Linked DNA regions of Homo sapiens: region 1 is linked to region 2. The links are chromatin contacts, found by POLR2A ChIA-PET in ENCODE. All regions are on one chromosome and are shown on one strand. The core of a region is the stretch at or near the end of the contact, and the rest is flanking DNA. Distances in the headings are between cores, read along the strand shown. Region 1 holds the start of ADNP (activity dependent neuroprotector homeobox). Region 2 holds the start of DNMT3B (DNA methyltransferase 3 beta).

What was found. ChIA-PET counts read pairs that join two places held with the same protein, here RNA polymerase II (POLR2A).
Region 1: POLR2A ChIA-PET joins it to region 2 with 10 read pairs in Panc1. The contact joins the promoter of ADNP here to the promoter of DNMT3B in region 2. POLR2A ChIA-PET finds 5 or more read pairs at or near these places in 2 of 52 experiments (Panc1 and WTC11).

What each region holds. Positions count from the first base shown.
Region 1 is chr20:50,925,614-50,933,065 of GRCh38, reverse strand. ADNP (activity dependent neuroprotector homeobox) reads left to right here and starts at 1,629. Exons shown (of 6, transcript NM_001282531.3): 1 at 1,629-2,240; 2 at 4,241-4,415. It overlaps ADNP-AS1 (ADNP antisense RNA 1), which reads right to left and starts at 2,082. Exons shown (of 3, transcript NR_110009.1): 1 at 2,012-2,082; 2 at 1,617-1,691. RefSeq lists silencers at 1,141-1,320, 1,184-1,371, 1,671-1,890, 2,041-2,090, 2,231-2,410 and 2 more and enhancers at 1,471-1,590, 2,010-2,800, 6,616-7,116, 7,117-7,452.
Region 2 is chr20:32,756,196-32,763,885 of GRCh38, reverse strand. It overlaps DNMT3B (DNA methyltransferase 3 beta), which reads right to left and starts at 1,501. Exons shown (of 23, transcript NM_006892.4): 1 at 1,187-1,501. RefSeq lists silencers at 471-570, 1,141-1,780 and enhancers at 2,041-2,090, 1,908-2,573, 2,797-3,344, 3,345-3,893, 6,447-7,432 and 1 more.

The sequences.
Region 1 (7,452 bases), core at 380-2,879, about 18 Mb before region 2:
CTTAAACACTGTAAAATTAAATATTTACATCTGAATCCAGCATCCCATTTTGCTTTGTAAATGAGGCCAAAGATGAAATCCAGATGTTTTCCCTTGTATTTGTATTATCACTATATGGAATCTAAGTATATCTAAGAAAAACTAAACTTAAACTTACTTTGCTTATTTCATATTAGTTTTTATCTGTCTTCTGCAGTGTGTAATTAGATTCTTTAGTTTTCTGAATCAAATGCTTTGCCCCAACCCCTTTTTCCACGACTTTTTTCAGCTGTTTTCCCTTGAAATACTGACTTGGCTTTTAAAGATACATTTTATCACAATTGCAGAAATGTGTTGTATAAAAGTTTGTTAAACAGGGCTAACTGAAGTCTTAGATGTTGAACAGCTATGTGTAACCACAATTTATACTACTTGCAGCGAACTCAGATTATTTTCGGATGTTAAGTATGGCTTGAAACTATGTTAACTTGAAATGTAAAGAAACAGCAAAAGACAGGTGTATTTACCTAAAGATCACATATTAAGGAAACAGGCTTGGTTAATTCCTCACTATTGACATCTATTACTTGTCAATACATTTAACCAACCAATGATACTTTAAATCATAATGTTACTTTGAACAACCTACTTTAAAAGGTTGGTTCAAAAATGTTGAGGAGATAATGTATTGGTTGGGATTGACCTAAATTTACAAAGCAACCATGTGCTGTCTTATGCTACCCAGATTGTGGGAGCACCAAAAGCTATGTCCCTAGGACTACAAAGTGTGTTGTTTAAGGATCTTGCAGAGAGCCAATGCCCCTATTGGCAACATCACTTCTCATCCTTAAGTTTCACCAGTTGGGTGGCCTCAAGGCACTAGGATTCCCATTTTTTTTTTTATTCAGGTCAGAGAAGAGTCCATCACTGTGACTGGGAAGAATGTCAAGTCACAGGGTAACGGCGGACCTTAATAAAATCTCGGCCCCTCTGCACCGAATACCCCACCAGGAAGGGCTAAGGCATCCATGGGGTTGTGTCTCATCTCAAGTCGCTGTGTGAAGCACGAGGCCCTCACACCTCATTTAAGGCAGGAGGCGTCAGGGGCGACCGGCCAGGTGTCCCGGCGCCTTCCCGCCGCTTCTCAGCCGTGGAAGCGCGGGCATCTGAGCACGTGGAGCCGCCCCAGGCCGCCCCGCACACCCCTCCCGCCAGATGTAGTCCAGGCCCAGCTGGGCCCGCGCAGGGATCCCCAGCACGGCCACCTGACTGAGTGCTGGGCGTGCTGCGGCCCGCTGCTTCTGCCTCCGCCGCCGGCGCTGCGGCCAGAGGAAGGCGCCCGCCGAGCACACGGGCCCCGGGAGCGCACTGCGGCCATTATCCGCGGCGCCTCCTAGTGGGTCAATGGCAAATCCGCCTGGTTCTCGCGAGAGCTCCCCCCTCAGTGGGGATTATATAATTTCCCTCAAGCGGGGGTGGGGGTGCTGAGAGCACCCTCCCTCAGGAAAAGTTAGGTGCAAGCAGGGGTGGGAGTAAGAGGAACCCCCCCTGGGGAAAAGGGGGTTAGGGGTGCTGTCCCCACTGCCCCCCCCTATTTAGCTGGACAATGAGTCCTCTTATGCTAATGAGGCACTTACGTCACTTCCGCTCTTTCTCGGCCGCCATTTTGGCTAGGGCAGGTTCGGGGACTCGGTCCGAGGCGCTTGTATTGTCTGCTGAGGGGAGACGCGGGATCAGCCCCCTCCCCCGCCCGTTGCCGCCGCCGCCTCCGCCGGCCCGGTCTCCCCTCCGCCGCCCGCCGGGATCCATGAGCTGAACTCCCGCCCCCCCCCCCCCGGCCGCCGCCATCTTGTGCCCCCTCCCCCTCCCGCAGGCAGCGCTAAGGGGGATTTTGGCGTCTTCTCAGACACAGCTCCCTCTCTCGGTCCCCGCTGCTGAGGAGCGAGAGGAGCGCGGCCGCCGCCGCCCGCGCCGGTGAAGCCGCCTCTCCCACACCCTCCGTCTCCTCCCTCCGCCCCTCCTTTGTCTGCACCGCTCGACGACGCCGCCGCCGCCCGCCGCTCTGCTGCGCCCGCCGCGCCCCCCGGCAGCACCCGCGGCCGCGGCGCGAGCCGGAGTCCGCCGAGCCGGAGCGCGACGAGGCCCCGGGCGCGCCCTCCCCGCTGCCGCCACCGCCGTGCCGCCGCCATCCGCCCGCCGCCGCCGCCGCTGTCCGGCCCCCGAGCACGCCGGCCCCGCGCGCGCCTCGAGGCCGAGTCAAGGTAAGCCCGGCGCCGCCGCGCGCGGACCCGCGGCCCTGCCCTGCCTGGCTTCCCGACCCCGGCCCGCGCGGCCGCCAGTGCAGCCTGGCCCCGGGCGCGGGCGCATTGTTGTTCGCATCGCCGCCCTCCAGCCGCACACACGCTCCTTTGCACACCCCGGCGCCGACGGGTCCCCCGTCCCGGCACGGACCGCTACCCGACTCTGCTCCGGAGGTCCAGGCGCCTCCTCCTGCAGCCCGACCCCCTTCTCCGCCCTGTGAGCCCACCGAGGCCAGCACTCTGCCTGGCCGCCCGGAGCTTTTGCAGCTAAGGGCATCTCCCCCAGCCAGAACCGAGCTTCTCCCATCCTGGAACTAATCCCGTCCGCCCCCCACCCCCAAAAGGAGCCCCCCCACGCACACCCCCATGCCTTGAACCAGCCTTCTGCCAGGTCTGCCCACCCTTACCTGGGGGAGGGGGGACGGGGTTGGGGGGGGCGGGGAGCATGCATGGCATGGAGTGAGTCTTTGCCTCCCCTGTGCAATCCTTCTTCCCCAACCTGCCAGCTTTCCTCTTATCCTGACCACAGTTCACCACCATCCCTTTTCCCCAATCTCAGCTGCCTGGTCAGCACCTCTTTCGAACATTCTGAGCCCCAACTTTGCAGTAAGGTGGTAGAAAATGGAAATCCAGAGAGCTGCAAAAAGATTTTTTTTTAATGTAATGAATGGGGAGTAGTTTTGTGAACACACTCGTATTCACCTCTTCTTTCCTCTGGGAGGCCTGCCTGCCTTCCCCTCCCCCCCAACCTTGATCCCTGTCTGCTGGAAAAGGCGCGATTGCTTCTCTTCCTCTTCTGCCCAAGACCAAGACTCTAGGTCTGATATCCTTTTTAGCCACACACACACACCCCCCACACACGAAGTCTTCTTAATCTTCTTGAATTTACCAGTTACTCTGGACACTTCTTGCCATAACCCCATTTCACAGACAAAGGCTTAGGAGGGAAAAAGAACCAAACTGTTTCTGTGTTTGTCATGTTAATGATGTCCATCCCCACACACCCAGTTCCCATCCCTGATGCTTCTTGTGCCTGTATCTTGAACCTTCAGAATGAAAAAAAAAAAAATCTCTTGGATAGCTTGATACAGTTTCTTTAGAAATCTGCATTGTTGCTTCTGGTTTATGGCCATGGAGAAAATACCAGCCCCCACCCAAAATGCACCGCAGCCAAGTCGGCTAAAGGCGATGAGTGTTGGAGTCAGTAGGGGGCGCATTCTCTGCACTGGGTAAGGCTGCAGAGGGGGGAAGGGCCCCCGAGCTAGAACAGGATGTGCTTCACAGCGCCTTCTACAGACCATGGGAAAATGGGCCCAGCAAGACACACTCGCACTCTTAGTTGGTGAGCTGACAGCAACATGGCGAAGGATTAAGTGAGTCAAGAGCAGTGATTTTACTTCTTTTAAAGAGCCCACCCTGCATTTTAGAAGTTTTCTCCTTTTACTTTTTCAAAACTGTTGGCCCCCAGTCCATATTTGTTCTTGACGAATCACCTTGGCACATCCTTGGTTCGGATTCCCTTCCTCTGGAGTTCTTCCACCTCAAGTTTTGAATGTGTCACCATATCTTTCCTAAGTCTGGTGGTAAAGGAGAAGGTTTGAAACAAAGTAACAGGTTTGGGGGCATAGCTGGTTAACTCCCTTCTTCATAGGCCAAATCTTTCCAATTCTTTGAGAGTTAAAAATCATTCTTGAGAGATGTTGGATTAAGTGTGTAGATGGGTGTCATGATTTGCAAAGCCTTGTTGGTAAACATCAAGCCCATGTTGGGTTCTTCATTGTCGAACTCAAGTGTTGATTGTAAAAATTTCGTTTCCCTCCAAATTTGGACTTGTAATTGCCATTCATTATCTCAGCAGCCAACCACCTTTACAAAAATGTTGATACCAGTCTTCTGTGAGCACCCACCTTCTTAGGGTGTGTTGATTTCCATAGATTTTACTCCTCTTGTTATTTCCATAGGTGTGAGATGCACAATGCGAAACCTAGGCCCCAGCTTTTACACCATGATGCGCAGGGTTGTACTTTTTGTACTGAACTGATAGGTGGCCTAGTGGTTATGCCCTGTACTACCATTTTGAGGATCTGGACTCCGTTTCCTGCCTTGCTCTTTGGACCACATTGTCAATTCACACCGGTGGGTATATTCATTTTGGAGGGTGGGAACTGCAGCAACAGGGAAGCCAGAGACTTCCTTCTCCTTGGTCACCACCAAAACCAACACTTCCAAAATTTCAGCCTAGCCACATTCCTCAAGGAACCGGTTAGAGCTGGTTGCAGTAGTGGGTTCTGAACACTTATTAACATAAGAAATTACTTACAGCTTTTTTAAGAGAAATTTTTACAGATGCTAATATTGTAATCATTTGCATTCTACACCCCTTTGTATAAAGTATAAGTATTCAGTTACTATTACTTTGATAACCCAATCTCTAGAGTTGCTAAGCTTCTAAAAGCCTTAAATGTCTGATGAAAACATGGTTTTCCATGAACTTGTTCTTGCTACCAAAGATTGACAGTGGTTGATGTTTGTGGGTACCTTTAAGACTTTGTATGTTACATAAATACACCAAGATAAGTTTATGGAGAACTGAATGGGTGTATTCTTTGATACCTAGTTAACCAGTTGGTGCTTAACAGGAGAATTTTTCATTGGAGAATTGCTACCAGGTAACATTTTGGTGAGTGAAAAGGAGGCCCTTTGGTACAGGTATTTGACTAGAGACATTGCTTCTACAATTTCTTAGTCATTGTGAAAAATCACATATTTAAATGGGATTATTTAAATTTTTAAATACTGTATAGTATTTGTAGGCAGGTATAGTTTTTATCTTTATTTGGTGTTTTATATGCAGTTATTTAAGTTCTGAAAATGACCATATAATTTGAAGACAACTTATTTGACGGAATGTTTGAAATGAAGTTTGTTGAGGGGCTTTTGTTTGATTTAGCGAATGGGATACAGTGTTGAATGATGTCCTAAGTGGTAACAGCCATTTTCCCTTAAAGGAAAACTTGCTGTGAGCTCTTAGAAAGCATGTATTCTACTGTTTCAAAGGTTTCTTGGTTTTAACACTCAAAAAATAAGGTGAGGCCAGGTGAGGTGGCTTACGCCTGTAATCCCAAAACTTTGGGAGGCTGAGGCAGGAGAATCACTTGAGGCCAGGAGTTCAAGACCAGCTTGGGCAACATAATGAGACCCTGTCTCTACCAAAAAAAAAAAAAAAGTGAAACAATTGGGCTTGAAGACTGGAATTTATAGTAGGTAAACTATATACTTCATTAAAGTATAGTAAAAGGTTCAATTAACTAGAGTGTGGGGAATGGGTATTCTGTTTAACTGAACTTTAAGTAGAAATTCCTTTTTTATCTTGGCCTTTGTTGAAAAATTTCCTGAGACTAGCTTATTAGGAGCTATATATTGAAACTAACCTCTTTGATTTTGGTTTTTATAGTTCCTGTATAGAAAATATAGGAGATTGGGCTGAAAATCTCTTAATGACCCTTGGCCCTTCCAACCTTGGAAGTCATTGATTTTATACATGCCCACTGTGAATTTGCTTTGCTTTGCTTAAGTTTATCTTTTTCTCCTTATACCAGAGTGCAGGAAGAGTTTTAATACTATTTATATTAAAATAAGAACTTCACAACCTTGAACAGATGGTTTTGGTACCACTTGCAAGTAACCAACCAGTAGGCTTTTATCAGGCAAAAATGGCTTATTATTTATATTTGATTATTAAAAGTATAGGTATATAAGGCATACTATGTGAAGTTGTTGCTTTCCTTGTAACTACTTACACGTTTTGAAAGTATTAAAAAGTTAGTATTTTGAAAACTAAAATACTCAAGTTTATTGATTAAATAAGATGATGCTGGCTACAAATTTTATTTTGAAAATTGCAACTTAATAAGGAAGATAAAGCTGTTTTGTAAAGGAGAAAGTAGAGATTGATACTTCATAGGGTAAAAAAAAGAAAAACTTCAGCATTTATGTTTCTTCTTTTGAGAATCATATATAAGTAACAAAACTGCATAAATTGCAATAGACCTAGGTCACTTGATTTCACAATTGGGTGTGTGTATGTATGTACACATACATATAAAATATATGTAGGTTTTCTAGAGCTGGAAATGATTGTCATATTATTAAATACAGATGAAAAGTTCAAGTATCACGTGTAGTTTGGGGAAAGTACATTTAGTTTTGAGATGTAGTTTGGGGACAATACATCTAAGTGTAGTAAAAAAATACCAGAATTAAACTTTATGTATGTATTTTTTCCAAGTAACCTATTTAAATCTTAGTGAAATAAAGATTTTTAAAGTAATATGAAAGAAAAAAATAGGAAGTTTTTATTTTACAACATTAGAAGCATTATTGTGGTTTACACCAAAGTACCCATGACTGTTGTGTAAATAAGCTACTTGTTCAACCTGGAGTTCCAAAGGAGTTTTTAAAAGAGCATCATAAAGTCAGTTATGTCTTACATAAGGTAAAATAACTTTCAGTGGGAGTTTAACCTTCATTCTCTTGACTGAGAGGCATGTACATTAAGAGAAACATTGCTCCCCTATGTGTAAATAATTTAATTATAGTTGGATTCACAGAGCTTGACTTGTTATTAGCATCGTATAAACTTAAAGTTTTTCCTCCCCTAGTTTTTGTGTGTTGTTTGTTTGTTTGTTTGAGACAGTCTTGCTCTGTCTCCCAGGCTGGGGTGCGGTGGCCCAATGTCGGCTCACTGCAACCTCTGCTTCCCGGGTTCGAGTGATTTTCCTGCCTCAGCCTCTGAGTGGTTGGGATTACAGGTGCCTGCCACAACGCTTGGTTAATTTTTGTATTTTTAGTAGAGATGGGATTTCGCCATGTTGGCCAAGCTGGTCTTGAACTGCTGACCTCAGGTGATCCGCCTGCCTTGGCCTCCCCAGGTGCTGGGATTATAGGCGTGAGCCACCGCTCCCAGCCCCTCTCCTAGTTTTGTAAGAGCTTGTGATAGTAACTGGAGTAAATGCCGTATTTTGCTGATGTACCTCACTGCCAGTTAACACCTTCTATGTTGTTAGTTTGGAAACTCGGTGTTTGAAACTAGTATAAACCAAAGCCCCATGCTAATTAACTGAATTGATACTTTGAATGTAAAAGCTGTTTCTTGTTTTTACTTTGGCACTTT
Region 2 (7,690 bases), core at 252-2,751:
GCAACTCAAAGTTCATACTCTGCCCTTAATTCCCTTTAATTCAAACACTTCCCAGCTTCGGGGGAGGGTGGAAACACGGAGGCCCAGCGAGCCTCTCTCCTAGACCAGGGGAGGAAAAGGGAGCAGGGAAAGCTGGAGGCGCGGGCAAGACCTGGGCTCGGAACTCCATCCACAGGTGAGATCCTCCAGCGGGAAGCCTGGGCCCAAGGGCAGCGCAGTCTTACAACTTGTTAGGTCTTTCTCCGCTTCCACTTTCTCCCCGATAAAGTGGAGCTCAATACACCCTCCCCATGCAACCACGAGCCGGGAAGCTTATCTTCCAGGAGCTGGTGCTAGAGGTTTTGAGGCCTTAGTGTGCGAGTCTGGGAAGTGGGGCCAGCCGCACACGGGAGTTAGGCTAAGAATGGAAGGTAAGACCCCAGGGTAGGCGGCGTGGCCGGGACAGGGAGGCGCCGCCCCTCCGGCCGGCTCCTCCCGGGCCAGGTGTGCACAGGCAGAGGGCAGCCCCGCTGCTCCCCGCGCTTGATGGCTCAGCTCAGGAGCACCCCGGGAGGTCGCCCTCTGCCTCACGCCCTCCACGGCGCACACCCCAGCCCGCGCGAGTCTAAGCCCACACTCACGAGCTCTTTCCTAAAGCTGGGATTGGGGGAAGGGACAGCGCCTCGCCTGAAGACCCCACATCCCAGTTGCAAGGGGCGGACGCCCACCTGCATGGCAGAAACCCCTCCTCACCTCCTCTGCCCCTTAACTTTTCCCAAGGCAGAGGCCAGGTAATTACACCCCCTGCCCATGAGCAAAGCCCCTGTTCATGCTCTCGACGGGCACCTCCTCCTCCTCGAGTCTGGACCCCGGGAAGCCAGCGCGTCCCCCTCCCTGCGAGCAAGCTTCTCTCCTCTTCGGGCTCCTGGAGGCAGCAGACGCGTCCCTTCCTCTAGTATCTCCGGTCCCCGTCAGACGTATGTCCCCCGCGTCCCACCCGCTGTCCCCGTTCCACCCCAAGCAGGGTCCGTGGACGTTTCCTCACCCCGCAAACCCAGCCGGGTCTCCAACCCGGCGAGAGCCCCTCCTCGGGAGGTCCCTGGAGAGGGTCTCTCCCCGGCAGCTTCGGGAGCCCCCGCCGTCCCCTCCCCTAGCAGCCCTCGAAGCAGCTGGCGGCCGAGCCTCCCCGGGGCCCCGGGGCGCTCACCTGCCGCAGGGCTGGCTGGGGCGCGGCTGGGCGGCGGAGCCGCGGGTCGGGGCTGGCTGGCGGGAGGCCGGCTGGCGGCCGTGCAGGGCGCTGGGCTCGCGAATCTCCGGCGCCGATCGCCGAGCTAGGTTTACTTGGGCCACTTAACCCCAGCGCTGCCGGCCGGGCAGCGTTGCCGCCCGCTCGCCCGACCGCCAGGGAGCCGGTCCCGTCCGTCGGGGGGCGCTCGGAGCGTCCACGCGGGCTGCGGCCGCGGAGCCGGGAGCAGCTGCTGCGAGGAAGCGGCGCGGGCCGGACGGGGCAGCGGGAGTGGGTGGGGAGGGGGCGGTGCCGACTCCCCTTGTAGCCCCGGCCCGGCTCTTGCCCCGCCCCCGCCCGGGGGTGCCCCCGCCGCAGCCACTCAGATCCCCGCCCGGGCGCGGGGGGAACGGGGGGGCGGGGACGAGGGAAATTTGAAATCGCTCGGAGCCTCCCCTCCGCCCCTCTCCGCGGGCTCCGCCCCCTGGCCCCCTGCCCTCCCAACCCCGGGCCAGTGAAATCACCCTGGGGGATCAGAAGCCCTAAGCGGGAGGGGTGGGGTCAGACGTCCAAAACCAGACTCCTTCTGGGGCCTTTTTCCCGGGCTCCTTTCAACCCGAACGGAGACACACACACAGGCCTGGAGGCGGGGGCTCAGAGAGGGCAGGGCCCCCACTGTAGTCACACAGCACCAGAGTCTCCGCTTTAACCCCCACCTCCAGCCGCAGTGCCACCGGGGCGCCGCGGTGCCCCTGCCTGTCATCCTGCTTTGGACCCTCTGCCTCGCCCTTCCTCCCTTCCTTCCACCCAGCCCGGCCTTTGTCAGCCATCTTGAAGGGAGGGGAGGGCAGGGGAGGGGAAAGAAGACCAGCGGGTCTCTGGCTACCTGGGTTCCAGACCCTGCAGGCATGGACTGACTGAGGGAGAAGCCGCCCTCAGCAGGTCTCCCCACCTCTGCCCTGGGATGACCATTGAACCACTGGAAAACAGCACTTCCTAAAATTTATCTGACCTGGGACTTACATATTTGCTTGTTTACCTGCTTGTGGTCTGTCTCCACGCAGTAAACTAAGGACAGGATCTCAGTAGATGCTCAATAAATATGTGTTGAATGAATGAATGATTTATATCGCCTGTAAGCCCCTATAGGAGCCTCCCCTTTCAAGGTATATGCTACCTTAACCCCTCTCTGCCTTCACTCCAACTTCTCTGCTGCTCCTCAATACACCAAGCGTTTCCTTGTGATGGTGACTTTGACCTCGCTGTTCCCTACACCTGGACATTTCTTGCCCAGATCTTTGCAGGACCAGATTCTTACCCCTCGGTTTTCTCCCAGAAGGTCACTTTATGGAGAGGCTTTTCCCGATGACTCCACCTGAAGTCTCCCCTGTCCATCACTCCTATCCTATTTCATTCTGTTCCTAGCACTTACCGCGATCTGAAATTGTTTTGCATATCTGTTTTCCTGTTTACATTCCCCTACACACACACACACACACACACACACACACACACACACACACACACACACTATGGGAGCAGAAACCACATCTGTGTGGGTCTCCAAGTGCTTATAGTGGATGGGGGATGCATCAAAAAGGAGCTCAATACAAGTTTGTTGAATGAATGGGCATGGGTTTCCTGCCTTATGGGCTCCAGCTCCCTGAGTTACTCCACAGCTTTCTCCCTGTATCTCTTACCAGGTGAGTAAATGAGTGAAGGGTTAATTCTTTGGATGCCGCAAAAGTGTCTATACTTACTGGATCTTATTCTACCTAAGAGCTTGGGGAGAGGCTAGGGAGATACCAGAGAGAAATGGGCTCAGCTCAGCGCCCTGCCTGGCGCCCAGCAGGGCCTCTTGTGAATGAACAGCAGGACTCCTTGGCTTTCTGGCACAAACATACAAATTGGTGTCCAGTCCATTGGTGCAGGAAGAAGGGGGTCTCTCTGGAGAGGGCCTGTAGCTTGTCTCCACCATCTGGGGCACATCTTTTGTTTTGTTTTGTTTTGTTTTGTTTTGTTTTGTTTTGAGACAGAGTCTCAATCTGTCACCCAGGCTGAGTGCAATGGCGCGATCTCGGCTCACTGCAACCTCTGCCTCCTGGGTTCAGTCTCCTGCCTCAGCCTCCCAAGTAGCTCGGATTACAAGCGCCTGCCACCATGCCCGGCTAATTTTTTGTATTTTTAGTAGAGACGGGGTTTCGCCATGTTGGCCAGGCTGGTGTGGAACTCCTGACCTCAGGTGATCTACCCACCTCAGCCTCCCAAAGTGCTGGGATTACAAGCATGAGCCACCATGCCCAGCCTGGGGCATATTGTTGTTGGAAAGAAAACAGCATATATAAACAGGCCTGAAGCTGGGCGTGGTGGCCCACGCCTGTAATCCCAGCACTTTGGGAGGCTGAGGCAGGCAAATCACAAGGTCGGGAGTTCGAGACCAGCCTGGCCAACATGGCGAAACCCCATCTCTACTAAAAATACAAAAAATTAGCCGGGCGTAGTGGCGGGCGCCTGTAATCTCAGCTACTCGGGAGGCTGAGGCAGGAGAATAGCTTGAACCTGGGATGTGGAGGTTGCAGTGAGCCGAGATCACTCCACTGCACTCCAGCCTGGGCAACAGAGGGAGACTCCATCTCATAAAAATAAAAATAAAAATAAAATAAATAAACAGGTCTATGGGGAGGGCTCCTGGGCCTCTGTGTCTGAACCCTAAGCTAGGAACCCACAGCTAAACCCTGTGTCCTGAATTGTGGCAGAGGATGCCTGTGCCACCAGTGGGAACTCCGGGGAGGCCCAGTTCAGATGCCAAAGGGCTGGATTTTCTGGGACCACCTAAACCCAGGAAGAAAAAGCAGAAGGTTGGGTGAGCAGGTTGTCTCAGTCCCATCACTTGGGAAGGAGCAGGAATGTTGGGAGAATGGGTAGAAAAATGGCCTGATATCTCCCCAGGGCATAGAACTTCTTTTTTTTTTTTTGAAACAGAGTCTCATTCTGTTGCCCAGGCTGGTGTGCAATGGCTCAATTTTGGCTCACTGCAAGCTCCGCCTCCCGGGTTCACACCATTCTCCTGCCTCAGCCTCCCGATTAGGTGGGACCACAGGCGCCCACCACCACGCCTGGCTAATTTTTTTGTATTTTTAGTAGAGACAGGGTTTCACCGTGTTAGCCAGGATGGTCTCGATCTCCTGACCTCGTGATCCGCCCACCTCGGCCTCCCAAAGTGCTGGGATTACAGGCATGAGCCACCACGCCCGGCCCCCACAGAACTTCTTTACAGTTCTTTTTTTGAGACAGAGTCTTGCTCTGCCACCCAGGCTGGAGTGCAGTGGTGTGATCTCAGCTCACTGCAACTTCCGCCTCCCAAGTTCAAGCAATTCTCCTGCCTCAGCCTCGTGAGTAGCTGGGATTACAGGCATGTGCCACCATGCCTGGCTAAATTTTGTTTGTTTGTTTGTTTGTTTTTGACTAGAGACAGGTTTTCACCACATTGGCCAGGCTGGTCTGGAACTCCTGACCTCATGATCCACCCGCCTTGGCCTCCCAAAGTGATGGGATTACAGGCTACTGCCGTCCAGCCTTTCTTTACAATTTTAAAAGTGCATTGATCAAATTCATCATCTCACCTAAGCCTCACTGCCACCCATGAGGATGTGAGGCAAGGAGAACTGGGGGCCCCATTTCAGATGAGACTGAGGCCCAGAGAAGGAAGGGATTACACAGAGTGAGTCAGCTGTGTAATCAAACCTTGACTGAGCACCTACTGTGTGGTCACCTTGCAATGTTTACTTAAAATTGTATTTTAGGCTGGGTGTGGTGGCTCACACCTGTAATCCCAGCACTCTGGGAGGCCAATGTGGGCAGATCACGAGGTCAGGAGATTGAGACCATCCTGGCTAACACTGTGAAACACCGTCTCTACTAAAAAATACAAAAAATTAGCCGGGCACAGTGGCAGGCGCCTGTAGTCCCAGCTACTCAGGAGGCTGAGGCAGGAGAATGGCGTGAACCCAGGAGGCGGAGCTTGCAGTGAGCCGATATCGTGCCACTGCACTCCAGCACTCCAGCCTGGGCGACAGAGCGAGACTCCGTCTCAAAAAAAAAAAATTGTGTTTTAACAGATCACAATCATTATAATCATGAAGGTGAGGAATATTCATTAAGGGGATACATATTCTGTGATTACAGACCATTTGTTTCATCACCCAAAGCAACAACACATAGATAAGAGAGTGTCCTTGCTCTTAGGAGATGAACACCAAATTATTTAGAAGAGGCAGCCGGGCATTGTGGCTCACGCCTGTAATTCCAGAACTTTGAAAGGCCAAGGCAGGAGGATCCTTTGAGTTAAGTTCAGAAGCAGCCTGGGCAACAAAGTGTTGCCTGTCTTTACTAAAGATCAAAAAAATTAGCCAGGCATGGTAGCCTGTGCCTGTAGTCCCAGCTACTCAGGAGGCTAAGGTGGGAGGATCCCTTGAGCCTGGGAGATGGAGGCTACAAGTGAACCATGATCCTGCCACTGCACTCCAGCCTGGGCGACAGAGCAAGGCCCTGTCTCAAAGAAAAAAAATAAAAAAAGACACAGTATCACCAATTTACTCTTAAATAATTCAGAAAAATAATATGCATATGTATGGGTCAGGGAGATTGCTAAAGCAAAGAGGACAAAATATGAACCAAATAGATAATGTGGTTTAAAAGACATCCAGGAGTTCCTTGAACTAGACTTACAACTCTTCTATAAATTAGATATTATATTAAATAAAAATTTATTCTTCAGAAAATTAAGGGCCAGGCACGGTGACTCCTGTCTGGAATCCTAGCACTTTGAGAGGCCAAGGTAGGAGTATCGCTTGAGCCCAAGCGTTTGAGACCAGACTGGGCAACACAGTGTGACCCCCATCTCTAAAATAAAATAACATTATAAAGAAAAGCCACATGTACATATATAGATCCTAGACACTCTTATGCTAATAAATCAACACACTGATGGGCTGACACACATGTTATAGTTAACTTACATTTCTGTTAAATTATACCATGACCTTTCAGTTCTTAGAGCAGCTACAGGTTTTTAATAACAAATGTAAAGTGCTTAGCACAGTGCCTGCTGCATACTAGACACTTAATGTATGATAGAAATTTTTGTGAGCATGTGTTATTACCTCTTTATGCCACAATTTCTTCATCTTTATTTTTATTTTATTTTATTATTTTTTTGAGACAGAGTCTCACTCTGTTGCCCAGGCTGGAGTTCAGTGGTGCGACCTTGACTCACTGCAAACTCTGCCTCCCAGGTTCAAGTGATTCTTCTTCCTTCCTCAGCCTCCCGCGTAGTTGGAATTACAGGCGCGGGCCACCACACTGGGCTAATTTTCGTCTTTTTAGTGGAGACAGGGTTTCACCATGTTGGCCAGGCTGGTCTCAAACTCCTGACCCTAAGTGATCCTCCCACCTCAGACTACCAAAGCGCATCTTTAAAATAGAGATCATTTTTCCTACTTCCTAGGGGTTTCCTGAGAATTATGAGTTAATACATGTAAGGCATTTTGAACAGTGCCTACCACATGGAAAATACCATAAAAATGCTTGTTAAATTTTATATATATATATACACATTTTTTTTTTTGAGACAGGGTCTCACTCCGTCACCAGAGCTGGAGTGCAGTGGTGCGATCTCGGCTCACTGCAACCTCTGCCTCCCCGTTTCAAGAGATTCCCCTGCCTCAGCCTCCCGAGTAGCTGGGATTACAGGCGGGTGCCACTACGCCGAGCTAATTTTTTTTTTGTACTTTAGTAGAGAGGGGGTTTCACCATGTTGGCCAGGATAGTCTCGATCTCCTGACCTCATGATCCGCCCGCCTCGGCTTCCCAAAGTGCTGGGATTACAGGTGTGAGCCACTGCGCCTGGCCTATATATTATTATTAATGAGTATATGCTGCACTGCTTTCCTGGCTGCCTCAGCTCTTGGCAGGTGTGGGATAAATGTTCTCCTTCCATCCTCAGTGTCTGCCAAATAGTCCTGTCTGTCCCTTGGTCTCCCAGCCTCTCAGGCAAGCCCAGTCCACCTCTAGTATCTAGTATCTAGTGCCTCTCCTTATAGTGAAGGAAAATGAGGTTCAGAAAAGTGAAGTGGTTTGCCTGGGGCCTACAGCTGGCAGAGCTGGGACTAGATCCTCCACTCGACCCCCATCTCCCTGTGACCCCCACTCTGTGTGTGCTATGCTAAGGAGTTCGAGCCTCAAGCATCTCCCTTGTCTAATTGGAGTAATAATAATAATAATAGCCATGCCTACTTCCCAGAATGACTGTGGGGATTCGCAGAGCCCATGTATGTGAAAGAACCCCATTGTAAGGTATTCAGTCCTAATGGTAGTGCCATTAGAGGCCACGTTCATTTGCAAAGTGGGTTCCTCACCTTTCACTTTCAACAGGAACACCCAGACTCCTATTCTCCTTTTTTTAACCCCAAAACGGGTCATTGAAAT